Regions from separate parts of the Homo sapiens genome. Here region 1 is linked to region 2. A link is a loop called in an ENCODE intact Hi-C map of the cell type or tissue named here. Cell type or tissue: ovary. All regions are shown on one strand. Links, peaks and the distances in the headings refer to the core of each region. The heading gives the core; the rest is flanking DNA. Region 1 overlaps ARMC9 (armadillo repeat containing 9). Region 2 overlaps ARMC9 (armadillo repeat containing 9).

Region 1 (15,004 bases), core at 4,719-12,718, 44 kb before region 2:
GTAGCTAGGATTACAGGCACAAGCCACCATGCCTGGCTAATTTTTGTATTTTCAGTGGGAGAGAAGGGGTTTCACCATGTTGGCCAGGCTGGTCTCGAACTCCTGACTTCAAGTGATCCTCCTGCCTCGGTCTCCCAAAATTGCTGGGATTACAGGCGTAAGCCACCGTGCCCGGCCCATCCAGCTCATTTTCAAAGCCAATGCATTGGTAGCAGGTAATGATATGATGAATCCTTTGGTCTATTAAGTTTTCAGAGCAGACATATTGGTTCCAGTACTTGAAACCAACCTTTATTATGAGATGGAAGAATATGTTTCCCACTGGTTTCACCTGCCTGAGTTGAATAAAGTGAGGAACAGAGTTCATTCAGGCCTGGAAGTAGTTCAGAGCTCACTAGCTTTAAAATATAAAATGAATGTCACAAAGACACCAAACATCCACTTGCTAAAGAAGTCACACCAATCAGTGGATAGGGCTGGTGTAAAATGTGAATGGAATGACCAGAATGGGAGCTGTCTGCTTGAAATGGGAACAGACGGGCCAGGCATGGTGGCTCAGGCTTGTAATCCCAGCATTTTGGGAGGCCGAGGTGGGTGAATCACAAGGTCAGGAGTTCAAGACCAGCCTGGCCAACATGGTGAAACACCGTCTCTACTAAAAATACAAAAAATTAGCCAGACGTAGTGGCGGGCACCTGTAATCCCAGCTACTTGGGAGGCTGAGGCAGGAGAATCGCTTGAACCCGGGAGGTGGAGGTTGCAGTGAGCCAAGATCACACCACTGCACTCCAGCCTGGATGATAGAGTGAGACTCTGTCTCAAAAAAAAAAAAAAAAAGAAAAAAGAAAAAAAAGAAAAGAAAGAAAGAAATGGGAACAGATGTGTGGAAACCAAGTGGTACTCAATCGTATCCTGCTCAGATATACCCCTGGGTCTCATCTGTCTAAAGTGGTTAGATTTTTGTTGAAGCTTTGCCGTGGTTTCTGCAATGGCACTTGTAGAAGGCAAGTGAGAGAATAATCATATTTGATTATTTGTTTTTGTTAATTTGTTTACCCATACATACCTCTACTTTATTTAAAAAGTGCTTGGGGCCCATAGGTTAAAAACTTAGAAAATAACACCAGGTGTTGGGGCAACACTGGTGAGAGCAAACGCTAGTATAGCCATTCTGGAGGACAATTTGGCAGGACTCAGTGACCTGAAACTGATGTATGCTGGCAGCCAGTAGTGATGAGTGTCTACACATCCCTGGAAGCTCTGGCACAGGCTCCCATGGGGCAGGTGCAGCCATGCCCACTGAGGACTGCTGTGGCAACAGAGAGTGGATGGCACTCGAAGTGTACAGGCTGGATAAGTAAAATGTCAGGGGCACAAACAAGGGGCTATTTTGCAGTAGTGACACTTAATGAACTAGACATATGTAAAGCAACATAGAAAGGTCCTAAAAACACAAGGGAAAAGCCATAAACAGAATGAGACTTAAAGGGCAATCTATTTCTGTAAATTCAATACACACATACACAGTATCATATCTCTTTTAAGGCTCCATCCACATCCACAGAGATACATTAAACATACCAAGGGAATGGCATGTGGGGGAGGAATGTTGGGGGCTAGATGATGAGAAACAGCAATGCCGGAGGGGCCCGGCACAGGCCAGTGGGCCAAGCAGACAGGGACGGAAAGAACATCCTGCTTCTGACTTCCAAAATTCTAAAAATTATAAAAGATTTCCAGTTGCTTATGAAAATCCCAGAAGGACAGAGAACATGTACAGTTTTCAAATACAGCAACCATCCTGGGCCAGCTGTGTGCCTGTGGGGTCACAGGCATTGGGTCCCCAGTGTAGCCTCCCCGAGCCCAGGGCCAGCAGTGCTGAATGAGTACCTCATGGTTTTCATGGCCAAGAAGATCCGAAAGGACTTTGAGCACGAGGCCTGCCACCTTGGCACACATGTTCTTCCCTATGGGAAACAAATCAAAGCTAAACATGACATGTCTAAACCCAGAAGCACAATTTTAGGTCAGGTAGACTTGGAGACAAATCTTGGCTCCTCTGCTCATGAGCTGTATGACCTCGGGTGAGCTGTATGACCTCGGGTGAGTCATGTAACCAATCTGGGCCTCAGTTTCCTCTTCTTTACTACAGGGATTACTATTCATACCTACCTCAAAAGGTGATGCAAAATTAAGTAGACTAATGTATGTAAAGGACTCAGTGTAGCATAGAACCTCGGTGCTCAGTAAACCATCCCAAGTGGTGGCTATTACTCCGGTCAGAGCACAGAGCGAGTCATTACAGTGAAAGCACAATACATTATAGAGCAACGTTCTCCCTCCCACGCACGGACACCACCATCAGGAAGACCATATAGGCATTTTAGTAGTTATAAACATCATCATAAAAATCACTGCAAATATGGTGATGATGATGAAGAAAAGCTAATTCTAATCTGATAAACATATTAGAAGTTAGGACTTTTGGCTGGGTGCGGTGCTTTACGCCTGTAATCCCAGCACTTTGGGAGGGCGAAGTGGGTGGATCACTTGAAGTTAGGAGTTCAAGATCAGCCTTGCCAACATGGTAAAACCCCCTCCCTACTAAAAATACAAAAATTCGCCAGGTGTGGTGGTGGGCACCTGTAATCCCAGCTACTCGGGAGGCTGAGGCAGGAGAATCGCTTGAACCCGGGAGGCAGAGGTTGCACCACTGAGCCAAGATCATGCCACTGCCTCTAGCCTGGGCAATGGAGCGTGACTTCATCTCAAAAAAAAAAAAAAAAGGCTAGGACTTTTTGCATGCTATTTTTTTAAATGACTGAAATAACAGTCATTTACTCAGTCAACAACACACAGTTACATGGTTCAGTCTACAAAGTATATAGAGGGGAAGATGCTCCAACAAGTCCTCCTGAGCCAGCTGTTTACCCAGGGAGCCTTTCTCTCCTAACACTGGATGCTCAGGCTGGGGAAAGCCACAGCCTGGAGGTGGCACCTCTTCTAAAGAAGCTTCTTTCATCCCAGGTAACAATTTAAATGAGATAGTACCTGTACCTGGAAAAGCTCAAATCACTACCTTCAGCGATCAAGTATATAAATGACTGATCAAGTATATAAATGACTTGTGCCCACAGGAGAACCTCCACCTCCAGGGCTGGGGCAGGGAAAAGAGTGTGATTCAGGGCAGGAAGTGTGGTTTAGTGTCACTGCTACTGCGGCCAGCTTAATCCTATAGTATCTTGGGAACACACTTCTTTGTCTTCAGAAAAGGGGATCATATTCTTAATTTCCTACCTCTGAATAATGCAATAAAGAAAAAGGTAAATGAACTTAGTCTCCTCTTAATGCAGGCACTACATATATACAAGACATTTTTTCCAGGGCAAGAATGGATTTTGCCTTCAGGGATTCAACAGCTTGATACCTAGTTGGAAATGCTTTCTACTCCTTTTTCTGTTTTTAGTTTTCTATGAGACTAAAAGCAAACCATATCAGGCTCACTAGAAACCCAGCTTCAAGAGTCAAGATCTCTTCCCCTTCTTGCACTAGAATGAGGGTCGGGGCTGAGACCTGTGCTGCGGAGGCAGAGGTTCATGAGCAAAGCCACCGAGTACTCCAGCGTGTAGTCAGACAGGCAGTCAGGGTCCTTCAGAACATCAACCAGCCAGAAGATGAGGCCGTCTTGAATCATCGCTGTCTGCAGCGGGCGCCTGGGAAGAAAGAGCCTACGGTAAATACAAACTGCCAAGAAACTTTTCATATAAGAGGAAACAGTAGGCTGGAAGCAGTGGCTCATGCCTGTAATCCCAGCACTTTGGGAGGCCAAGGCGGACGGATCACCTGAGGTCAGGAGTTGGAGACAAGCCTGGCCAACATGGTGAAACCCCGTCTCTACTAAAAATACAAAAATTAGCCAGGCGTGGTGACGGCGCCTGTAATCCCAGCTACTTGGGAGGCTGAGGCACGAGAATTGCTTGAACCCGGGAGGCAGAGGTTGCAGTGAGCCGAGATCGTACCACTGCACTCCAGCCTGGGCGATGGAGCAAGACTCTGTCTCAAAAAAAAAAAAAAGAAGAAACAGTAATGTGAATGCATATCAGAAAAGACAAACTTACAGAAGACATAGACTCTGAGGAATATTTTTGTTAAACCCATACAATTGAAATAACAAAAATTCTTTACATTTCAGGGATATTTATTAAGGGTTTAAATAAAGATAAGGTGGTAAGGAGGCCTCCTACTTTGAAAGTTTCCTTTTCAATATTTAAAATTAGCAGAGCATTGCTTCAAATATCTAATAAATATTTATTTGTAGCTTTTGGTTTACTTAACCCAGGAAACAGGACCATAGAAATACTTCTTTGACAAATAGGTTTTTTGTTTTTTTTTCCTGAGACGGAGTTTTGCTCTTATTGCCCAGGCTGGAGTGCAATGGCACGATCTCGGCTCACCGCAACCTCCGCCTCCTGGGTTCAAGTGATTCTCTTGCCTCAGCCTCCCAAGTAGCTGGGATTACAGGCATGCGCCACCACACCCAGCTAATTTTGTATTTTTAGTAGAGCTAGGGTTTCTTCATGTTGGCCAGGCTGGTCTCGAACTCCCAACCTCAGCTGATCTGCCTGCCTCAACCTTCCAAAGTGCTGGGATTACAGGCGTGAGCCACCGTGCCCAGCTGACAAATAGATTTTTACCTAAACGCTCTATAATCCAGCTCTAGGCACTCTGAGCTGTATAAAAATAAAGAAAACAAGGAGGAGCAAAAGCCTAGCTTAACATCACTTTGATTCACATTTCTATAGAGTAAGGGTAGTTTAATGACCTGGTTAATGCAAATTATAAGGAATGATTTTCCACCCAAAGTCCAGGTGTAGAATCTTACAAAATCCAATACCCCATCAAAATGTGTGATGGTGAATGTCATCAGGTTAGCTTTAAGAATTGCTGAGACTAAGTGTGGTATCATTATGAGATGCCATCTGGATTAGTAGAAAACTGACATGCCACAGAGAAGCCAGCTCTGCACATCTCCGGATGCGCAGGTTATGGTGAAACCACCACTCAGGACAGAACAGCAGAACCAGTTATCCGTTCATCCTGTTCTTAAACACTACACTGACCCAATCAGGGTGGCTTATTAGAATACAGTGAAGACTGCGCTCTCTTGGTAACTAGCTACCTTCTTCATTTATTGCAGAGACTCTGGAAAACTGCAAAAAGGTTAAGCACATTTACAGAACAAAAAAGCTTAAATTAACACTTAGAGGAAAAGATAAACAGGCAGTAAACATTTGCATTACCAGGAGGAAGTATTTTTTTCACCATATCTTGTATCTGTTACTTAACTATAGTTATTGAATTTCTAAAAACTTCCCCAAAGCGATCAACATGGAGCAAAGTTCTCTCTATAAACAAAAAGAAATGAAGTGTTTGTATGCTCTGAGGAAGTAATGACTCTGCAGCACTTACAGTTCTTTTCGATTCATATAGTTAGAACAAAGAATTTTCATTGGCAGGGAGCTGGCAAATGGTAGATACAAATACCTATCCCTTCCCCCACTAAAAACACACATGCTTAGACCATTTCACTTTGTAGGCTTCTGGTTATTTGTGAGTCAGTCAAATGTAAACCACATTTGATGGGAAGAAAGTGTGTTCAGAAGAGGACCGACAGAAAAAAGTTGAAGACTCCAGGGACTAGAGTTCTCAAGAAAGTCAAAGAGAACTTGAGGTGATCATGAGAGAATAAAAACTCTGAAAAAATTACCATATGTCCCAACAGTTCCTCTCCTAGATGCCGATCCACGAGAAAAAGAAACATATGTCCACACGAAGACTTGTGCTGAAGCATTCATGGCAGCATTATGCATATTGGCCAAAAATGCAAACAACTCAAATGCCAATCAACTGAAGGACAAACAAAATGTGGTGTAGGCCGGGCGCGGTGGCTCACACCTGTAATCCCAGCACTTTGGGAGGCCGAGGCGGGTGGATCACAAGGTTAGGAGTTCGAGACCAGACTCACCAGCATGGTGAAACCCCATCTCTACTAAAAATACAAAAATTAGCCGGGTGTGGTGGTGTGCGCCTGTAATCCCAGCTACCCAGGAGTTTGAGGCAGGAGAATTGGTTGAACCCGGGAGGCGGAGGTTGCAGTGAGCCAAGATTGCGCCACTGCACTCCAGTCTGGGTGACAGAGTGAGACTCCATCTCAAAAACAAACAAACAATATGATGTAGCCATAATGGAGTACATATTCAGCCACAAAAGGAATGAGGCCCTGACACATGCTGCTACATGGACAAACCTTGCAAACGCGATGCTAAGTGAGAGAAGCCAGTCACAAAAGAGTGCACACTACATGATTCCATTTATATGAAACGTCCAGTACAAGTCAATCGACAGAAAGCAGATTTGTGGCTACCGGGGACTGGGGGTAGGAATGAGGAGTGACTGTAAATGGGTATGAGGTTTCTTTTTGTGGTGATGGAAATGTGCTAAACCTGGATTGTGGTGATGACTGCACAACTCTGTAAATACACTAAAAATCCTTCAATTGTATGCTTAATATGGGGGAATATTATGGTGTGTAAATACATCTCAACAAAACTGTAAACTAAAAAGGAACCTACGGGGCCGGGTGCGGTGACTCACGCCTGTAATTCCAGCACTTTGGGGGGCTGAGGTGGGCGGATCACCTGAGGTCAGGAGTTCGAGACCAGACTGGCCAACATGGTAAAATCCTGTCTCTACTAGAAATACAGAAATTAGCCTGGCCCCATTGGTTCCAAGTCATGACGGTCTAGGCTGATCCCATGGGGTGGGCTGCTGGGATCATGGACAAGGTCAGGAGGCCCTAACCCTGACTTCCACAGAACTGCCCTTGACACTCTGCTGGGATGTGCATTCATGTGTGCAGCTCCCACAGGGGACTGGAAGTAACTTGAGGGCTGAGGCTCTATCAGGTCTGATTCATGTGTCTGTCTCTAAGCCCTGCACATGCCCTGAGACACAATCCTGCATGGCTGGCACTCGATAATGTCCATTAGGAAAATCCAATGATGCTTTGAAAATGTCTTCCTCCATCCCCAGCAGCCTTGCGCAGGATAGTTTAGTGGATTACAGATAAGCTTTCTAGCTCTGTCTTAGAAAGTCATCCAACCTCTCCAAAGTGTAGTGGAAAAATACCATCTGCCTCCTGGGTTGCCATGGGAATTTTAACTCAATCTGATCTCACAGGAGACACCGTGACCTATTGCACAGTCGTTACCTGAGACTGAACTTCTGCAGGGCCCCAAGAACATTCTCCCTGGTGATGATATCCTTGTCCTCCTCCTTCAGCCTTCCCTCCAGCATCTGCAGCACCTTTGTGTTCTGGGCAAGGTAGAGGCGACCTGATAATACACCAGAGATGAAACAGGTGAAAGACAGAAATAATTTATCTGGTATGCTACAAAACCACTTTCCACGAAAACTTACTTTGCATATAACACAGTAGAGTTTGGGTAATTTTATGTTCTAAAAAACTTACTGGGCAGGGCGCGGTGGCTCACGCCTGTAATCCTAGCAGTTTGGGAAGCCAAGGCAGGCAGATCACCTGAGGCCAGGAGTTTGAGACCAGCCTGGCCAACATGGTGAAACCCCGTCTCTATTAAAAATACAAAAATTAGCTGGGTGTGGTGGCAGATGCCTGTAATCCCAGCTACTCGGGAGGCTGAGGCAGGAGAATTGCTAGACCCCAGGAGGCAGGTTGCAGTGAGCCTGAGATCGTGCCACCACACTCTAGCCTGAATGACGGAGCGAGACTCCATCTCAAAACAAACAAACAAACAAACAAACAAACAAACACTTACTGGTTGTGCAAGGTGGCTCACGCCTGTAACCCTAGCACTTTGGGAGGCTGAGGCAGGTAGACTGTTTGAGCCGAGGCGTTGGAGACCAGCCTGGGCAACAGGGCGTAACCTCATCTCTATAAAAACTAAGGAACATTAGCCAGGTATGATGATGCACACCTGTTGATCCCGCTAATTGGGGGGCTGAGGCGCGAGGAGTATTCCTTGAGCCCAGGTGGTTGAGGCTACAGTGAGCCGAGATCATGCCACTGTACTCCAGTCTGGTTGACAAAGTGAGACTCTCTCAAAAAAAAAAAAAAAAAAAAAAACCAAACACACACACACACACAAAACCCCCACAAAACTTATTAAAACTTATTAAAAGATATTTCTTCTAAACGTTAAACGTTGGTTTTATTCAATGAAATATCTGGTGACTAGAAAAACCACTCTTCTTGTGAGCTAAACATAATTCATTGCTGTGTTCTTGTGGGGAGCATTGTCCTTTTTTTTCCATGAAATCCTGAACCCAACAGTCAGATCTACAAAGAGAAATGAGGGGTAATGTGTGTGTTATGAGCCCTTAAGTCTTCACAACAGAGGCAGCCAAGGAATGCTTCCATACACACTCTCTGTACAAGGCCTGGAGAAGAAGCAGGAAGCCACACCTGGGACCCTGTAATAAGCCCAGAATGGTCCCTAGCCTGTTGTGGACTTCTGAATGGATATGGAAGATGTTAATTTCAGACATAAGTTTCAACAGTATTATTATATGAATGGTCCTCAGTAACACATCCTGGCTTATCATAAATGTCTGCCAAATGGATGGAAGAACGAATGAACAAATGAACAAAGTTTTGGAGTATCATATATTCATAATTTGAAAACTCCCTTTATTCACATTATAAAGAGCTCAAATAAATAAGAACTTACGGAAGATAATGGCACTTTGCAAAATCATTTTAAATTCAGTTATGGGGGCATGTTATTTTCAGAGTTTTCAAATCCTTTGATTTAAGAGGTCATAGTCTTCTGAAGGAAATGGTGCAGTGTTTATTGGAGTCTGCTTTGTTTCGCTAAGCTTATTTTGCCGTAATTGTTTCACTTATTTTGCCTTAAGTAGAAAATTATAGAAGATGCATTCATTACCTGTGATATACTTGAAAGCAATATAAAATGTTACTATGTTACAAAACCAGAAAGCTTTATAAAATAAAACCGGGAGGTTTACAAAATAAACCCCAAAAACTGTCCAAATGTGCTCTGATATAAACTAAAGCAATATGACAACAATTAATTTTCACAAAAGACCTTAGATGAATTAAACGGTAACAAACTGAGGAAGCGTCATCTCTAAGAAACTTGGGAGGAACGCTCATTTTCAAAGGAAAAAGCACATCAATATGACCTAGCTCTTATCTTTGAAGCAAAGCTGATGTCTCACCTTCTGCCAGTGACGCAAAAGCATTGATGAGCCTGGCCATGTACTGCCGCACCACGTCGCTCGTGGAGTGCAGCAACTGAAGCACACTCCTCTGGGGGAAAACGTCAAGAGGAAAAACAAGGTTAAGAACACGGAGAGATAAACACACGCCTCCTCTTCGGGTCTGGTAGTTCTCTTCCTCTGCCTGAATTTATTAGAGGTGAAATAAACAGACTAAAGCCAAACATTTCATCTGGAATCCTTGTTTTCCAACTGAAATTTGATGAGACTTGGCAAAAATAAGTTAGTCAGACTTCCAAATTAAATGAATTAATTACACGAAGCCCTCAGAACAGTGACTGGCGCGAGGGAAGCAGTCCTGTTTGCTGTTACCGTTGCGGCTGTTTTCCAGGTTAGAATGGCAGATCCAAGACACATGACTAATTTGGCTCCCTCTAAGCCACAGTAAAACTACAATAAATGGACTGTTAAAAAAGATAATTCCCAAGGACAGAGAGAACAGCACGAGAAACGATAACGCCACAATTCTGGAAGTGGGACTGCAGCATGGCAAGAGGCTTAGCAGGCTCAAGAAGGCCAAATCTCAAGGCAGCAACGGGCACTGTGGAATTACCCAATTTCCATTACTCACTCCTCAAAGCACTTAAGAGCTGAAGAAAAATAAAGACGAATGAATTAAAGTTGTTCAAGAAGCACTTGGATCCCACTCATGTGACTCCTGCACACCTCTCAGCACAGGGCTGGGGAGAGGGTGTTCCCTTGTGAGGGAGACACAAAGGGTCTGTGGATCTGGGACACCAGGCAGAGGAGAGCAAGGCTTGCCGGGGTTCTAGAACAAAATGGAGAGGGGGGTTAGTGTCTAAATGCAGAATGAATGTGGAACAGAGGGCCACCCCAAAACTTGGCTCCCAGGACCCTGGCAACCAGACCTTTGCCCTCTAGGCCTGAGATTAGAAGACTATTCTCACAGTGAAATGACCAGCCCACGGGGAAAGAATTAGAGACCGTGAAATCAGAGGTTCCCAGCAAACGGCCCACCCAGATCCCCCTGGGTGGAACTATCCATCGACAGGCCCCACCATCACACTCAATGGCTTTGTGGTCCCCTTCACTCCAAATCTCTCATTAGGAGATCACCAAGGACTAGCAGACATCTGAGAAAAGTTTCTACCAGGAGGCCAAAACAAATAGGGGGGGAGGGTGGGGGCGGGGCTTGGAGTAAATGAGACCGTGCAGGGAGAAGAAAACTAAAAATTAAATAAAAATTCATCAATAATATCCTCAAAGATATAAGAAACTGTATTATATCCATGAAACAAGAGAATGCTATCAAAAAGGAAATAAAAGTGTCAACAGAAGGGTCAGAAAATAAAGATGAAGACATCTGCTAGGGAGGCTGGGCAGGGTGGCTCATGCCTATAATCCCAGGACTTTGGGAGGCCAAGGTGGGCAGAGAGGTCAGGGGTTTGAGACCAGCCTGGCCAACATGGTGAAACCCCGTCTCTACAAAAATACAAAAATTAGCCAGGCGTGGTGGCACACACCTGTAATCCCAGCTACTCGGGAGGCTGAGGCAGGAGGATTGCTTGAACCCAGGAGGCAGAGGCTGCAGTGAGCTGAGATCATGCCAGGGCAGCAGAGTGAGACTGTCTCAAAAAAAAAAAAAAAAAAAAAGAAGAAGAAAAGAAATCTCCTAAAGAGTGGAACAAAAAGTAGAAAAGATGAGAGAAAACTATAATAGAAAACCAGTTCAGGAGGTTCAACATTCAGAGAGAGAACACAGAAAACAGAGGGAAGAAACCATCAACAAAATAACTCAAGACCAGAATGAAAGTTGTCAGACTGAAAGGGCCCACAAAGTGCTCAATAAAAGGGATTAAAATATACCTCATGAAGGACGTCAATGGGAAATTGGGAAGATTCAATATGCTTCTAGGGAGAGAAACACAGGTCACATACAAAAGATAAAGAATTGGAATGGCTTTGGATTTCTTTTTTTAAATTTTTTGAGTCAAGCTCTCACTTTGTTGCCCAGGATGAAGTGCAGTGGTGTGATCACAGCTCACAGCCTCAACCTCTTGGGCTCAAGCAATCCTCTCGCCTCAGCCTTCTGAGTTAGCTGGGACTACAGGTGCACGCCAACATGCCTGGTTAATTTAAAAGAATTTTTTTTTTTCTTAGAGAATGGGGTCTATGTTGCTCAGGCTGCTCACAAACTCCTGGGCTCAAGCGATCCTCCTGCCTTGGCCTCCCAAAGTGCTAGAATTATGGGCATGAGCCACTGTGCCCAGCTGGCTTTGGATTTCTGTACAGCAAAACTGGAACCTAAAAGACAATGGAGCAATGTCTTCAAAATTCTGAAGGAAAATTATTTACAATCCAGGATTCTATACGAAGAATGAAGACATTTCTTGACCATACATGATCTCAAAAAAATTTACTTCCTGTGTACTTTTTCTCTAGACGTTATTAACTAAAGGATGTGTTCCACCAACCGAGAGAACAAGTCAAGAAATAAGATAATATGGGACACTGGAAACAGAGATCCAATTCAGGAGAGAGGTGAAAGGAATCAATAAAAGTTTGGTGAAGAGACTCCTGGACAGCAGCTATGCACCAGAATGTTTTCCAGACTAAACCCAGCTAATTCAAGAGGGCAACATGTCAAAGGCTGTCGTCCCCAAGATGCCTATTACCATTACACCCATTTAGGTTGATTTTTTGCTGAAGTATAGCATCTACACAGGGCATTGCACAGATCACATGTACAGCCTGATGAGTGTTCACAAAGCGAACATGTGGCTAACTAGTAACCAGATAAAGAAACAGAACATGACCATAGTCCCAGATGCCCTTCCAGAACCCCATTCCAAACCAAGGGTGACTTCTCTCCTGGCTTCTAACATCATAGATTCATGTTACTTGGCTCCTCCTTAAATTTTTTAATAAATGAAACCATATATTATATATTCTCTTATGTTTGACTTTTTCATTCAACAATATGTCTGTGATATTCACCCAGGGTCTCTGCTGTGTTCCTTCTCATTGCTCAAGGTATCCCATTTTACAAATACATCACAGGTATTCATTCTACTGCTGATGGACATTTGGGTTGCAGCCAGTGTTTTGGTTCTAGAACTGCAGCTATGAATATTCTTGCATGTTTTTTAGTGAACATATGGGCACGTTTTGGTTGGGGCTTATCTAGGAGTGGTTTTGCTAGGACATAAGGTATTCAGTTTTAGTAAACGCTGCCCGTGTTCCAAAGTAGTGCACGAGGTCCCAATTTTTAAACAGAGCACAAAATGACTGGTGAAACGAGCCCAGACTCTTATCTGCATTTGGATAACCCTAAACAGTGCTAGTGAAGTTCTAGCTCCCCCTTCCATGCCCTGCTGTGTGGATTAGCTGCGAACAGTTTTTTACTCCCACAGAAGTGTTCTCAAGTGATCAACCCCTGAGAACTAGAAGTAGATCAAGTGAGCGTAAAGCCAAAATACACAGCAGCTCACCATTGCCCTTAGGCATAAATATTGCTGCCGGGCCGGGTGCAGTGGTTCACACCTGTAATCCCAGCACTTTGGGAGGCTGAGGCAGGCGGATTACCTGAGGTCAGGAGTTTGAGACCAGCCTGGCCAACATGGCGAAACCCCATCTCCAATAAAAATACAACAATTAGCTGGGCATGGTGACGCGCACCTGTAGTCCCAGCCACTCAGGAGGCTGAGGCGGGAGAACTGCTTGAACCCAGGAGACGGAGGTTGAAGTGAGCCGAGATCACGCCACTGCACCCCAGCCTGGGTGACAGAGCGAGACTGTCTCAAAAAATTAAAAAAAAAATAAATATTGCTGTTGGACAACTGGTACCTGGCCCACCTTTCAATTCCGCCAGACGCTCTGTGTTTCCCAGGACTCTCTCCCACTTTTGATTACCAATGTCCCCAGAGGGGATCAATAAGTGCTCAGGGAGGCTATGTCTAACTGTCATCCCAAACTTTGGTTTATGCCATCTTCTCCTAGCTAACTTCATCTAACATGGGCACAGTCCTGTTTCCTTGCAGAGCAAGGCTGATGCTTGCTACTCAGCACAAAAGCAAACACTGTATTATGCGGGATATACATAGATGGGAAAACTATAAAGAAAAGCAAGGAGCGGATTAACACAACAGTCAGGATGTGCATGCACACTTCACAGCAGCACTATCCACAGTAGCTTCTACTGACGGAGGAAGAGATAGATACGCAAAATATGGTCCACCCATATGATGAAATGTTAGCCTTAAAAAGGAAAGAAATTCTGACATATGCTACGTGGATGAACCTGAGGACATTAGCTAAGTGAAATAAGCCAGTCACAAAAAGAAAAATACTGTACAATTCTACTTATATGAGGTATTTGGAGTAGTCACAATCATAGAGACAGATAGTAGAATGGGAATTTGCCAGGGGCCTGGAGTAGGGGGAAATGGAGAATTATTGCTTAATGGGTACAGAGTTTCAGTTTTACTAGATGAAAAAAGTTATTTATGGAGATGGATGGCACATGATGGTTGCACATTATGAATGTGTTTAATACCACTGAACTGTACACCTAAAAATGGGTAAGATGCTTAGAGATATGAAGAGAGATATTTATGAAGTCTAGAAACTAAGAATTCAGCTAAAAATGAAAAATTCAGTTCTCTACAATTTCATTAAATTTGGCTCCATTCAAGTTTTTGGTCTCAAGCTGTAATTCTCAACGCATCCTGGACCAGCAGTATTAGCATCACTGGAAAACTTGTTGGAAATGCAAATCCTTGGGCCCCACCATAGACCTATTGAATGGAAACTGTTGGTGGGACCCAGTGATCTGTTTTAATGAGACCTCCAGGAGATAACGATGCATGTTAAACTTTGAGAACCACTATGGGAGAGGAATGAACCAACGAATTCAATTTCCTGTCTGTACAGGTCAGTTTACCTTGGTGCCATAGTGACACAGCATCCATGTTGGACAAGGAGTCTTTCTGCCCTGCAGATTCTCTGACATCTTAAGAGAACTTCAACTCATTTCTTCTTTTTTTTTTTTTTTTTAGATGGCGTCTCAGTCTGCTGCCCAGGCTAGAGTCCAGTGGCGCAATCTCAGCTTACTGCAACCCCAGTCTCCCGGGTTCAAGCACTCAGCTTCCCAAGTAGCTGGGATTACAGGTGCACACCACCATACATGGCTAATTTTTGCATCTTTAGTAGAGACAGGGTTTCACCATGTTGGCCAGGCTGGTCTCAAACACCTGACCTCAAGTGATCTGCCCACCTCAGGCCTCCCAAAGTGCTGGGATTACAGGCATGAACCACCACACCTGGCCTATTTCTTCTTTTTTTTTTTTAGAAAAAAAGTTTTATTTCAAGTTTCTGGGTTATAGGTGGTTCTTAATTACAGGGATAAGTTATTTAGTGGTGACTTCTGAGACTTCAGTGCACCCAGTGGATACAGTGAACACTGTCACCTGTGCAAGGTCCATTATAAAATTTTTGTTTGCATCCTCATATCTTAGCTCCTACTTACAAGTGAGAACATATGATATTTGATTTTCCATTCCTGAGTTACCCCACTTAGAATAAGGCCTCCAGCTCCATCCAAATTGCAGCAAAAGACATTATTTCATTCCTTTTTATGGCTGAGTGGTATCTCATGTTGTATATATATTACATTTTCTTTATCCACTCTTTGGTTGATGGGCACTTA
Region 2 (15,004 bases), core at 3,091-11,090:
ATACAAAAATTTGCCAGGCATGGTGGTGCTCGCCTATAATCCCAGCTACTCAGGAGGCTGAGGCACAAGAATCGCTTGAACCTGGGAGGCAGCAGTTGCAGTGAGCCAAGATCGCGCCACTGTCCTCCAGCCTGGGCAACTGGGCAACAGAGTGAGACTCTGTCTCAAAAAAAAAGAATGTTTTATTCTATACTGAGCTCATAAAATGCCTGAATCAAACCTGTGTCTTTTTCTCTGTTTTTGTATTATGAAGTTGTCTGGGGGACAATTCATATCTGCAGGACACTTCTTTATTTTAAATAAAACTTTGGGCTGCTTGACTCCTGCTAGGAAAAACAAGAATCCAGAAGGAGAAGAGATTCCATCATTCTGCCAGTTTGATAAAGCATAAAACCACTCCCACCAGGCCTTACAGCAAGCAGCTTAGAAGGCTCTAGGATTCTTTGCTTGGAATCCCCCCGTGGGCAGCCCTAAAGACACTGAAGCCAAGCCACCCTGGTCTCGGCAGGAATAGGCAAATCCTCATCGGTGTTGGCACTTCTTTGCCCATACCACCTTCCCTCTTTCTTGAAAGTCACACTTTGGACGAAAGGAGGTAACAGTGCCCCCAAACCCAGAGTAACTCACTATTGTCCTGATCCAAGTACTGTACAATATTTGAAGTCTTCATTGTAGAACAGGTTTCAAGGATATGGAGAGATATTTTAAAATTATAAAGACCTGGGCTCAAATCCCTACTCTATTACCTTTTTGCTGGGTAACCACAGATAAAATATTTAACTCTGTAATTCTCATTTCCTAACCTATAAAATGGAGACAATAATTGCTTTGATGGGTTATTGTGAAGATTAAATTTAAAAAAAGACACTCAACATGCCTAGCACAATGGCTGACCTAGAGAAGGTTATATAGTGGTGGCTATTACTACTATTTCATTTCATGGAAAGGGGTGAAAGACTTTGTAAATACATTTCTATATAAGTGGATAACTTTTTTTTTTTTTGAGATGGAGTTTTGCTCTTGTTGCCCAGGCTGGAGTGCAATGGCGTGATCTCGGCTCACTGCAACCTCCGCCTCCCGGGTTCAAGCGATTCCCCTGACTCAGCTTCCCGAGTAGCTGGGATTACAGGCATGTGCCACCATGCCCGGCTAATTTTGTATTTTTAGTACAGACGGGGTTTCTTCATGTTGGTCAGGCTGGTCTTGAACTCCCGACCTCAGGTGATCCACCTGCCTCGGCCCCCCAAAGTGCTGGGATTACAGGTGTGAGCCACCGCACCCGGCCACAAGTAGATAACTTTTAAAAGTGGCAGAAAGGTTCCATCCTAAAGCAGTGGCATGCAAGCTCTGAAATACATCAGAATCACCCACAAATAAAGATGATCAGGCCTCACTCCCAGAGATTCTGATTTTATAGACACTGAGTGGGGTCTGAATGTCTATATAGTCAACAAACTCCTCAAATGGATCTGGTGCACACCACAGGTTTGAGATAACCTAAGTTAACCATTCTTCCTAATTTGTGTTCTAAAAACCTACATTCAAATTGTATTTCAAAAACCTTCATGTTTGATTACTGTTTATATACAGAAGTAAAATATTTTTACTATTAAAACCCAAAATATCTTCAGCTGGGTGCGGTGGCTCACGCCTGTAATCCCAGCACTTTGGGAGGCTAAGGCGGGTGGATCACCTGAGACCAGGAGTTCGAGACCAGCCTGGCCAACATGGTGAAACCCCGTCTCTACTAAAAATACAAAAACTAGCCAGGCGTGGAGGCACGCACCTGTAGTCCCAGCTACTCAGTAGGCTGAGGCAGGAGAATCGCTTGAACCCAGGAGGTGGAGGTTACAGTGAGCTGAGATCACGCCACTGCACTCCAGCCTGGGTGACAGAGTGAGACTCTGTCTCAAAAATAAATAAATAAATAATTAAAAACCCAAAATATCAATGATAATGAATTATTATTATTATTCAACATCCACAAATCTCAGTTTTGAAAGATAACTTTAAAAAGTCACCTGGCAAAGGCCGGGCGCAGTGGCTCATACCTGTAATCCCAACACTTTGGGAGGCCAAGGCAGGTGGATCACCTGAGGTCAGCAGTTCAAGACCAGTCTGGCCAACATGGTGAAACTCCATCTCCACTAAAAATATAAAATTAGCCAGGTGTGGTGGTGCATGCTTGTAATCCCAGCTACTTGGGAGGCTGACACAGGAGAATCGCTTGAACCTGGGAGGTGGAGGTTGCAGTGAGCTGAGATCATGCCATTGTACTCCAGCCAGGGCAACAAGAGCGAAACTCCGTCTCAAAAAAAAAAAAAGTCACCTGGCATGAATTTACATCCAGTACTTGACTCCCCTGAGAATGGCCCTGAAAATCATTTATCAAGATTCTCCTTAAACATTAGGGAAAGGGGGTCACTACCTTCTGCCTCTTAGAATGTGATAAATTTGGCCAGGTGCAGTGGCTCACTCCTGTAATCCCAGCACTTTGGGAGGCCGAGGCGGGTGGATCACGAGGTCAAGAGATCAAGACCACCCTGGCCAACATAGTGAAACCCCATCTCTACAAAAAATACAAAAATTAGCCGGGCGTGGTGGCGCACACCTGTAGTCCCAGCTACTCAGGAGGCTGAGGCAGCAGAATCGCTTGAACCAGGGAGGTGGAGGTTGTAGTGAGCCGAGATTGCACCACTGCACTCCAGCCTGGTGACAGAGCAAGACTCCGTCTCAAAAAAAAAAAAAAAAAAAGGAATGTGTTAAATTCGTGCTATTATTACAGTTTTTCAGCCGGGAACAGTGGCTCACGCCTGTAATCCCAGCATTTTGGGAGGCCAAGGCAGGCAGATCACCTGAGGTCGGGAGTTCGACACAAGCCTGGCCAACACGGGGAAACCCCGTCTCTACTAAACATACAAAAATTAGCAGGGCATGGTGGCGCACTCTTGTAATCCCAGCTACTTGGGAGGCTGAGGCAGGACAATTGCTTGAACCCGGGAGCAGGAGGTTGCAGTGAGCCAAGATCACGCCACTGCACTCCATGCTGGGCGACAAAGCCAGACTTCATCTCAAAAAAAAAAAATTTTTTTTTCAGGTGGGGCATGGTGGCTCACATCTATAATCCCAGCACTTTGGGAAGCCAAGGCGATTGAATTGCTTGAAGCCAGGAGTTCGAGACCAGCCTGGCCAACGTGGTGAAATCCCGTCTCTACTAAAAGTACAAAAATTAGCTGGGCATGGTGGCATGCGCCTGTAATCCCAGCTACTCAGGTGGCCGAGGCACTAGAATCGCATGAACCCAGGAGGCAGAGGTTGCAGTGAGCCAAGATCATGCCACGGCACTCCAGCCTGGGCAACAGCGCTGTCTCAAAAAAATAAATGAATACAAATAAAGTTTTTCATATATATATAGAGAGTTCAAAATTAGATAAGTTAAAACTTTCAAAGATGAAAATTCTACAGAATACTATTCATAATCCCATATTGCAGTCGTAAGTATTGGAGAACATCTATGCAAACTTTCTCAACACGGACCAAGTGGTACATGATGAATCAAGTACCAAAACCCATTAGCTAGGCTCAATGACCTCCCAAGTCACCAATGTGAATGTCCCCAAAGCAGTCCCTCCGGACTGCACAAAGGAACCCTTCCCCCCGGAAGTTCATTCTGCAATTTACTAAACATAAGAGATTATCTGTGGAACTTTTGCCTTGGGAACCCAGAATCAGAATTTATGACAATTTCAAAGTGTGGCACATCTCCGGGATAAAAGGCCTAACTGCCTGCAGCCTATTGGAAAGAGAGAAGCAGGCAATAGGGCTGAAATGTTTGTGACCATTTTCAAATACAGTCAGCACTCCATATCCATGGGTACTGCACCTGTGGATTCAACCACCTCAGGTTGAAAATATTCGGGAAAAGAAGCACCTGTACTGAACACATACAGACTTTTTTTCATATCATTTTCATGTCGTAAACAAAATGGTATAACAACAGTATACACACCATTTACACTGTATTAGGTATAGGTAATCCAGAGATGACTTAATGTATATGGGAAGATGTGTGTAGGTTGTATGCAAACACCATGCCATTTTACATAAAGGACTTGAGCATCTGTTGATTTTAGTTATCTGTGGGGGTCCTGGAAGCAATCCTTGTAGATACTGAGGGACAACTGTATACTCCTTAGGAGGAGAGGCTGCTACCCAGAGACATCACCTTGCAGATACCTTAACTAGCTACAAACAAGACCTGTCCATGACTAGAAGCTACGTGGGTGATAGCTCAAACACATCAGCTTTATTTCAGAGCATTAAACAGGACTTTCTATTTTCCCTGTCAAAAGTTTTATGAGACAAGAACAACTAAACCAAGATGCCTTGCCATGCAAGACCTCAATTTCCTCTTCTTTTTTTTTTTGAGACGGAGTCTGGCTTTGCCACCTAGACTAGTGCAGTGGTGCGATCATAGCTCGCTGCAACTCCTGGGCTCAAACCATCCTTCCATCTCAGCCTCCTGAGTAGCTGGGACTTCAGATGTACGTCGCCACGCTCGGTTAATTTTTTTTAGTTTTTATAGCAATAGGGTCTCACTATGTTGGCCAGGCTGGTCACAAACTCCTGGCCTCAAGCTATCCTCCCACTTCAGCCTCCCACAGTGCTGGGATTACGGGCATGAGCCACCACGCCTAGTGACAAGACCTCAACTTTTAATGGAGATGTCTTATTATAACCTCCATGTTATTTTAATAAAACCATCTTAGTCATGCCAGTGAAATTTATTGAGACTCTTCATATCCAAAATTACTGACATAACAGTGATGTAAATCTCTCCCCCGCCACTCAAGCTTTCTTTTTTAACTTTTCTACTTCACTTAGGGCACTGTACTTTTTTTTAAAGGGTAAATGAGATTTTAATTGGCTGCTCAAGACAAAATGATCAACTTTTAAATATGGAATTGTTTTTCTCACCCACTATGAAAAGCTAAAATTAACCTCTCTGTCTTTATAATGATATACTCTTTCCTGTTTGTATTCAGATAAAAATTACCTCCTTGCTACTTTGCTAATCCACAGATACTGGATGAAGAAAGTTATAATGTAACTTATGAATATGAGTCATTACTTTTTAAAATACTGTTTAGGGCTCCAAACTCCAGAAAAATGATCAACTGCTCATTCTGAAAGGGTTGAATCAATTCATGCTAGAAATGCCAAAAGATACTATTTCTATATCCTTTTTAAGTGACTAGGTGAAAATAATAATCCGATGTTACTACATTGTCAACCTGTTTTTATTCCACACAGCATTTCAAACGTAATTCCTTCTGAGAGAAGTTTCTGCTGCAAGTGCCTTTCCTGTCTTCTTTAAAAGCTTCTGGTAATCTCACTTAACCGTGAAAACTTCCTATCAAGATACACAGAACAATGATATCATGCAACCACTTCACTTAAAACAATGCCTGAGTCTAGAATTAAATTAAACTGGGGGCATGTCTGTGCCTTTGGTTATTACAGCCTTAGCTGCAGGATGAGGGGACAAGGGGGTGACAAATGACTGTCATGCCTGGGCCCAAAATGCGAATCTCCAATCTCCATAGCAACACCACATTACAGAGTTCACTCCGCCACAGATGCACTTTGCTTGCCAGACTCAAATCCACAGCCATTCTGCTTGGCTTCCAGAAAACTCAGTTAAAATTGACCCTAAAGAAGGCTTAAAAACTGGTCTCCTTACTGAAATTCCAACATTAAAAACCTGTAGAGAAAGACAATTCTTTTATTTGCATTCCCCTTCCCATGTTTATTTGATCTGCAAAACTGGGCCACTTATCAGATTTACATAATGCTCCCAGAAGAAAGCTATGCTCAAAAATGCAGTGTATGCTAGGGGGACATGAGCTGCAGAAACTCAGGAACCAGAGAGAGAAGTTTCTCACCACCTTCCTGCCCCCATTGCCTGGGGGTCCAAAGGCTAGTTCAGAACAGCGACCTGGCAGATTCAACTAACAACTAAGGCAGTTCTCTAGGGTCCAGAGATGCAGGGTATGGTGGTGGTTTTAAAATGCCTGTAGTCTTTGACACACCCTCCTTCCCATCAAGAAGAGGAATGTAATTTCCTTTCTCTGAAGGTGAGGGGGCCTTAGGAATTCACTTGCAAGAAACAGAATGCAGCAGAAATGACTGACTGACTTCAGAGGCTAGGTTAGAAAAAGTGATACAGCTTCCTCCTGGCTCTCTCTGGGGACATTCACCCTTGGAAACCAGGCAACATGCCTGGAGGAAGCCCAGACCACAAGGCCACGCAGGTGTTCTCGTCAAGGGCCTCTGCTGAGACCCCACGTGACAGCCAGCACCGACCACCACTCTGCGTGTGAGTGCCTTGGAGTTGGCCCCAGGCCGCTCCGCCTGACTGCACCTGAGAGACACGCTGAGGGAGAACAGCTTAACTGAGCCCACAGCTCCCAGACCATGCAGGCTCATCATCACCATTATAAGTGAATGTCATTGTTTTGTGCCACCAAGTCGGGATGGTCTGTCAGGCAGCAATGGAACAGTGGGCTGAGGTGTATTTCCAGGAGCTGCAGGGCAAGATCCAAAGTCCCAGTCCAGTTGAAGATGCCAGCTGTGTTGGATGTGAGCAAACTGGCCCGGGACGCACCGTGGCCAGGCCTGGGCCTAGGCTAGCACTGAGAGAGCGGGCCTGCAGAGCTGAGGATGCAGGCTGGGAGTCTTCCTCCACATACTGTACTGGGGGTAGGGCAACCTTGGGGAGCTCCAAGACTCAGGGTGCTCCTGCGACCCTTGGAGCAGTCCAGGTTGATCCCATGGGGCCGTATCTGTAGCCCTGCTCCTCCATGAAGGGCCAGCAGGGCCTGTCCCCTCTGAGCGACAGAAGGGTCAGCATGGCTGGCAGAACCAGTCACACACTTAGAACAGCTGAGCTGGGGATGCTTGAGGCTACCAAGAGCAAAACCAAGCATCCGAAGCCTTCTCAAAGGCTGACGCTGCCAAAGCCATCTTGAGTGACAAACCCAAACCCAAGCTCTCCCTGAGGTTGACAAACCCCATTGCTTATCTGCCAACTCCCTGGTGAGCAAACAGCTAAATAATTTACTAATTAATGCTTCCTTTCTTTAAAAGAGTTTCACTCCCTAAAAAGAAACAGGAAAAAGCAATGGCAGGGAGTTCTGAAATCCTCTCTGGCATGACTCTGCTTTGAAAGGGCAAATGTGCTGGCGCATGGAACAAGATCTCCTGTAGTCACACTCCACCTACTGGGAACTGAGGGTTATGCCATCAATACTCACCAGAGGGATGACATGCATCACAGGCCCTTTCCAGCATCATCATTTAAGCAGCTGTCAAAACGTAGTATCAAAGGCAAAACTGAGGTACAGCGCCCCAACTGGGGCCACCAACTTCATATTAACTACACTTTTTCTCACCTTACTCAAAAGTGAACAGTTCTGGTAAAAACAATTGACCATGGAAAAATAACACTTCATGCTACAAACTGAAGACTGGAATTCCTACTTGGGAATGGAAAATGCTTGATAAGAATGGGTACTCCATATGTCTTCGAAGACCCCAGTTGACTAGTTCAAGGTAAAAGTTAAATATTAAAATAATTAAAATAAATTAAATTAAAAGAACTCTATCCTTACCCATGCTGCCCTACACCTTCTAGGGAAAATGTGCTGCTGCTGCAGTTACCTCCCTTTGGGATGTTATTGGATTCTCTTCATTTCTCCAAGGCTTAGCTACCTGACATGCAAGACGAAGCTAACAATACCAGCCCTCCCGAAAATGGGCCTCAAGGAACTGCAGGTCACTATGACTGCAAAGCCTTTCATAAATATTTAGACTCTTAAAGCCAAAATCATGAATTCTCTCCATCTTTGCACCGATCTTACTACTTCAAACCTGAACTGGCAAAGTTGTTCTTAGACAAATTTAAATCTAGATGATTTACCTTTGTTACTTTGTCCATTCTCCTTCTGGGATGAAAAAGAAGTTCAGGAAAACAGGCATTCAGGGAACGGTACTTGGGGTATCGGACATCCTGTGGCCAATGTGAGAAAGCACCTCAGCATGATGAAACAGAATTCTCGGAGCCGGGAGGGCCAGCTCCAACTGTTGCTGTAAATAGCTAAGCAACTTCTCCATACTGGCCTGACCCACTCCCATTTCAGAAGAAGGCAAGTCCTCTTCTCCCCATTTCAATTATCACTGTCTGAATTCAAGTCTTGCACTATTTCAACAGCCTCCTATCCCCTTCCTATCCCCTTCCAAAGGCCTTCCCCACTGCTACCAAGCCAACTAAAAATGCAAATCTGATTTTATACATAATTCAACTCTAACTTCAATTCAAAGCTTTATCCTAAGGAAATTGATATTGAGGTGAAAACAGCATAGCACAGTATTGCTAAGACCACAGACTCTGGAGCCAGACTGCCTGGGTTCAAATCTCAGTTCCCACACGTCTGGCTGCATGACTGAAGACAGTTACTTAACATGTTTCTTTTCCCTTAATTTGTCTTAAACTTTTCCTTAGTATTTTGGTAATAGCTTTATTCACGTACTGTATAATTCACCTATTTAAAGTGTACCTTTCAGGCCAGTGTGGTGGCTCACGCCTGTAATCCCAGCAATTTGGGAGGCTGAGGCGGGTGGATTACCTGAGATCAGGAGTTTGAGACCAGCCTGGCCAACATGGCAAAACCCTGTCTCTGCTAAAAATGCAAAAATCAGCCAGGTTTGGTAGTGGGTGCCTGTAATCCCAGTTACTTGGGAGGCTGAGGCAGGAGAATCGCTTGAACCTGGGAGGCGGAGGTTGCAGTGAGCCAAGATCACGCCATTTCACTCCAGCATGGGTGACAAGAGCAAAATTCTGACTCAATCAATCAATCAATCATCAATCAATGTGTACATTTCAATGGTTTTCAGTATTTTCAGAGTTATGCAACCATCACTACAATCAATTTTAGAACATTTTCATCATCCTCCAAAAGAAACCCTGTATTCACTGGCAGTTACTCCCATTTTCCCTGCTCTCCCCAGCCCCTGGCAACCACTAATATACTTTCTGTCTCTCCAGATTTGCCTCTTTTGGACATTTTATGAATAGAGTCATATAATACCTGGTCCCTGCCACTGGCTTCTTTCAGTTAGCATAATGCTTTCAAGGATCATTCATGTTACAGCATGAATCAGTGCTTCATTCCTTTTTATGGCTGGATGATATCAAACGATATTCCATCATTTGGATAACACCACAGTTTGTTTATCCATTCATAAGATGATAGACATTTGAGTTGTTTGCATTTTTTTGGCTATTATGAATAATGTTACTATGAACATTTGTGTACAGGTTGTTTTGTGGACATATGTATGTTTCATTTCTCTTGGGTATATAGCTAGGGTATATAGCTCTTGGGTGTACAGCCTGGACCAATTCCTGGGTCATGTGGTAACTCTACGTTTAAACCTCTGAGGGAACTTAACCTGCTTTTGAAGGCTATTTAATGATATGGGAAGATGTTCTCTTCCTTTGATAAAAATGCATAGAAATATACACACACATACATGTACCTACCTTTATTACAATTTGGGTGTATGTCTGTATTAAAAACCTTTCTGTACTTTCCAAATTTTCTATAAGGAATATAGTTGATTTTATAATCAGGAAGTAAAAAGTTATTTTTTGCAAATACAACTGTTATTCTCTTACTTAAAATGCTTCAAAGGCTCCTTATTCCTTATAGGACTTGGCATAAACCTTTATGACCTAGGCCCTGCCTAGTCTCTGAGTTTGTCTATGCCAATACTCTGCTCCAGTAATATTAAATTATTTCAGTTTCCCAGGCACTGTCTCAGTGCCTTTGCACAGGCTGTTCCCTCTACCTGTAATTCCCATCCCTCCTCTGTTTGCCTCACAGACTCCTATTTTATTGTTCAAAGCTCCAGTTTGGCTAAGAGAATTACATCTTGGCCTTTTCTTTATATCCCTAAATCCTAGAACAATATTTGACTCATAGTAGAAGCTTAATGTATTGAACTGAACTACAAGTATTTTCATGTAACAAGGAAAATATTAGAATGTTATTTATAGTTACCTGCTATATTTCAGCATATGCTTCAAAGCATGTGGAACAGGATGAAAGGTGACAAGTACTTAAAAATTCTAATGCCAACAGCTAACAGTTATCAAGCACTTACTATATACTGGACTGTTTCATACAAGTTATATGTATTAACTCAATCTTCATACTCTTCCTATAAAATAGGTACTATGATCTTTTTTTATTCTTATTTTTTTGAGACAGGGTCTCACTATGTTGCCCAGGCTGAAGTTCAATGGCAGAATACACAGCTCAATGCAGCCTCAACTTCCTGGGCTCAGGTGATTCGCCCACCTGTCTCCCCCAGATAGCTGGGACTATAGTCATATGGATGCTACCATGCTCAGCTAACTTTTTGTACTTTTTGCAGAGATGGGGTTTCGCCATGTTGCCCACTCTGGGCTCAAACTCCTGGGCTCAAGTGATCCTCCCGCCTTAGCCTCCCAAAGTGCTGGGATTACAGGCGTGAGCCACGGGGCCCAGTCAGGTACTGTTTTGAGTATACTAATATATTTTTAATATAACTAATATAATTTACCATGTAAATCATTTTGATTAGATTCTTAACATATTGGCACCCATAATTATTAAGCTGAGCTACTCTGGGCACACTGCCTATGGGGTAGCCCTGTTCCACAAGGAGCAGTATCAAGAAAAAAAAAAATTAAGCTGAGAAATGCTTTTTTAAAGCGTATTCAAATAATTATAAGTCAAGTTGGAAAAGTTCTAGTTTCACTGAAAATCACTGTATATGGAACTCTAGGAAGGAAAAGGTTTGGATATGCAAACATCGTGGTATGTAGGCAAACAGAAGAATTTAAACAAAAGCCTTAAGGATATAAAGGCAGAGACGAGAGCTGTAGATCAGTCCGTTCGGCTCAGGCCAGGCTAAGGAATTTGAATACAGGCAACAGGGAAGGCTTAGGAAGCTCAAGTAGAAATGTGGCATGGAGTCCTAGTGACAAATAAAACCTCAATTAGGTCAAGAAAGTCAAATGCTTTGGAGTTAGAAAGGAAGCAGAAGGTATTACGCAGCAAAGTAGCCTAAATTTTTCATGAAATTAAACTAAACAGTGACCAATTTTACCATTCAAAACATTATGTTCTTGTTATGAAATAACTTTGGATACATTTTTATTCCAAGTAAAAGGAGATACTTGTCTTTAAAAACTAATAACCTTTGGGAAATTAGTCTTCCATGGGTTGGGTGACCTAACGTTCTGCTCTTTCTGAAACAGGCTCTATTTACACCTGTCACCCTGGTACTTTGTCCAGTTAGTGCCCCTTTTTACTTTCAAAAGTGTCCCAGTTTGAACTGGACTGTGGTGATACTGCACAGCTCTGTACGTTTGCCAAAAAGCATTAAATTGTACACTTACCATGGGTAGATTTTATGGTATGTAAATTTACACCTCAATAAAGTTATTTAAAAAGAAGTCCCAATTTGAATGACAAGTTAGATGGTCACCCGATCCATATGCCATGGCCTGAAGGGCTTAAAAGTGGTTAAGTGACATTCTGCAAAGGGACAATTATCCCAAGGAATTCTTTTACAAGAAGGTAAACTTTCTTTTCTACCAAGACAACTTCTAGCCACGTGACATCAAAATAAGACCTTGCCAAAAAGAAAGTCTCAGAGATCCAATGATATAGAAGTTGATCTCTATAGGCCCTGCCATTAATGATTCATTGACCTTGTAAATATGAAAGCAACACTATTAATTATCCCGATTTAATGAGGCAACCTCAATAAACCTAAGCCAGCGTGCAACTCTAAATAAAATCTGCTCTAAAACCATAGGTGGTCTCTATTTGCTTCAAAAGGATACATATATTGTTAAAAGCTTTGGCGTGTTGCTGGCTTTAGATATTAAAGCTAGAAACTTTATCAACTTCAACTTTAACTCTGGAGTCCAGGAATCCTAAAGAAAAAAGGGAACAAAAATACAAACATTAGATTACTAAGTACCAATAGCATCATCAAGTTGAGGTCATTAGGCTAAAAAACCCTGCACAGTGATTGAAACCAAAACCAAAATGCCAGTGACGTGAGGCTGTGAAAAACAGGTCTTAGGACATCTGACCAACTCATTTACAGAAGATTCAAGTGCCCACAGTAGGAAGAAAAAATAGAGTTCTTTCATAAACAGGGAAAAAATAACCCTGAACATGATTTGAGTATTTCATGTGATTTAAACACAGTCGTGACAAGGAACCTTATTAGGCTGCATACCAAAAATAGTTCAGTACAGTCTAGGCACGCACAGCACTGGGAGGCGTAACATAAACAATTATCACTAAGTTACTGAGAGTCTCCCCAAGAAAGGGACTCATTTCCACAAACCTCGTCTAGATAAGAAAAAAGGACAGAAGCTATTTTCTGCCACAAATACCCCACCATGTCAAGAATTATGATATAGTCTTAGCATGATTTGTCCTTTAAAAACAAATTATTTATCTCAAATAATGCTCATCAAGAAGAAAAAATTAATGACTTAAATAAGAAAAAACATAACAAGTAACAATCTTTGTCTCAGGACAATTTTCCTTATACTCTTTATACAGAAATATCTTCCACCCAAACCAAGAAGTTCCACAAAAATGCAGCGAAGCCACTAAAAATTCATACCCACCATCCTCTTAGATGCTGCCCCATGGCCCTCAGACCTTTCCATCCTTCCCCACTGTCTCTGCCTCTCCAGCTCTGTACCCTCCTCCATGCCTCCCACCCCCACCCAATCATTCTAGCCAGCATGTCATCTGATTTCTAGAAAAAATACTGCCAGATGAGCAGAAAGTTCTTTTTTTTTTTTTTTTTTGAGACAGAGTCTTGCTTTGTCACCCAGGCTGGAGTGCAGTGGCTCGATCTATGCTCACTACAACCACCGCCTCCCAGGTTCAAGCAACTCTCCTGCCTCAGCCTCTTGAGTAGCTGGGTCGAGGGTCACCAAGCCTGGCTAATTTTTGTATTTTTTTTTTTTTTGGTAGAGACGGGGTTTCACCATGTTGGCCAGGCTGGTCTCGAACTCCTGACCTCAAGTGATCTACCTGCCTTGGCCTTCCAAAGTGCTGGGATTACAGGCATGAGCCACCATGCCCGACCAGAGAGTTCTTATATTTTTAAAAAATTGTGTAATTCCCTGATACTGCATGATAACTTTGTTTATAAGGTGTGTGTTATTATGGATTGAACTGTGTTCCCTCAAAATACATGCTGAAGTCCTAACCCCTGGTACCTCAGAACATGAGGTCATTGGGAATGGGGTCGTTGCAGATGTAATTAAAGTTAAGATAAGGTCACACTGGAGTAGGGTGTGTCCTTAATCCAATATGACCTTAATCCAATATGTCCTTACAAGAAGAAGAAAATTTAGACACAGACACAGAAGGAAGACGGCCATGGGACAATGGAGACAGAGACTGGAATGATGCTGCCACAGTCACAGAACACCCGTGGCTACAAGAAGCTGGGAGGGGAAAGGAAGGATCCTCCCCTAGGATTCAGGGACAGCATAGCCCTGCCAACACCTTGATTTCAGATTTGCAGCCTCCAGAACTGTAAGACAACGAATGCCTGCTGTCTTAAGGCATCTGGCCTGTGGTACTTTGCTAGGGCAGCCCTAGGGAAATCACCCAGGTGCTACAACTCAAGGTGGTCTACGCTCAACCACACAGAGAAGAATCTCAGGAAAGGACTGCTATGTCTCAAAAAACAAACAAAACAAAATGCTTGGGACATACAGACTTCCAGTTAGATTGCTCTGTTGTTGATTACTATTTTGTATTACCAACAAATATGTGTTTTCAATGTAATTACTTACTTTATGATGCTCTGCTAATGACAGGGATGAGACTGAAATAAAGCCTCTTTGGACATGAGTCACCTATTTTTTTCTTGACCATTCTTATTTTTTCTGTGCTTTCAACTCTGAGAATAAGAACATTTCCAAGCTGGGCGTGGTGGGTCGATTTGTTAAATGAACAGGAGGTCAGAGACAGGAGGAAAATTAGAGCTAGGAAGCCAAGGAATTTTTTTTTTTTTTTTTTTTTTTTGAGATGGAGTCTCGCTCTGTTGCCCAAACTGGAGCGCAGTGGTGTGATCTCGACTTGCTCCAACCTCCGCCTCCCGGGTTCAAGAGATTTTCCTGCCTCAGCCTCCGGAGTAGCTGGGATTACAGGCATTAGCCACCATGCCCAGCTAATTTTTGTATTTTTAGTAGAGACAGGGTTTCACCATGTTGGCCAGGCTGGTCTGGAACTCCTGACCTCAGGTGATCCGCCCACCTTGGCCTCCCAAAGTGCTAGGATTAGAGCTGTAAGCCACTGCACCTGGCCTAAAGTTTTAATGTGTTAAAGAAATAAAAGACAGGAAGGAATGAGAGACTATAAAAATGTCCCAGCAATTTCAATAAACAACAAAAAAATAAACTTCTGAAAAAAAAAGAGTTAACTGAAATTACAAATTCAATGAAAAGGTTAAAGAACAGACTAAACATAGCTGGAGGGTGAGTTTGTGAACTGGAAGGCAGATGTGAAGAGATCACCCAGAATACAGCCAGAGAGATTAAGAGAAGGAAACATAAGATGTTAAAAGGTATGGCGAGCACAATGATTTGCACGTTCTTAGCACTACTCAGCTGAACCCTCAGAAATGGTCAAAATGGTGGTGGCGCACGCCTATAGTCTAGCTACTCGGGAGGCTGAAGTGGGAAGATCACTTGAGCCCAGGAGGTCAAGGCTGTAGTGAGCTATAATCATGCACTCCAGCCTGGGGGATAGAGTGAGACCCCATCTCTTTAATACTAAAAAGAAAAGTCAAAATGGTAAATTTTATGTTATGTGTATTTTACAATTTTTTTAATGAAAAAAAAAGA

The links. Peaks named below come from ENCODE experiments on the same cell type or tissue, not always from the same donor. Only the 100,000 strongest peaks of a DNase experiment are listed, where the experiment ranks them.
Region 1: it touches region 2 in a loop (2.3-fold over the local background); 5 of 110 quality-filtered maps call a loop at or near these places.

Annotation. Positions count from the first base shown.
Region 1 is chr2:231,265,345-231,280,348 of GRCh38, reverse strand. ARMC9 (armadillo repeat containing 9) reads right to left here. Exons shown (of 25, transcript NM_001352754.2): 13 at 9,277-9,367; 14 at 7,271-7,394; 15 at 3,574-3,713; 16 at 1,891-1,967. Among named protein-coding and RNA genes, the nearest start is that of ARMC9, 74 kb to the right of the region's middle. In ovary, for the core only: a CTCF peak has its summit at 9,447; DNase peaks (open chromatin) are centred at 9,328 and 9,879; H3K4me3 peaks cover 1,439 bases; H3K27ac peaks cover 4,146 bases.
Region 2 is chr2:231,219,776-231,234,779 of GRCh38, reverse strand. It overlaps ARMC9 (armadillo repeat containing 9), which reads right to left. Exons shown (of 25, transcript NM_001352754.2): 6 at 11,960-12,052; 7 at 7,982-8,006. Among named protein-coding and RNA genes, the nearest start is that of ARMC9, 29 kb to the right of the region's middle. RefSeq lists enhancers at 6,327-6,396, 12,041-12,340. In ovary, for the core only: a CTCF peak has its summit at 7,295; a DNase peak (open chromatin) is centred at 7,259; H3K27ac peaks cover 785 bases.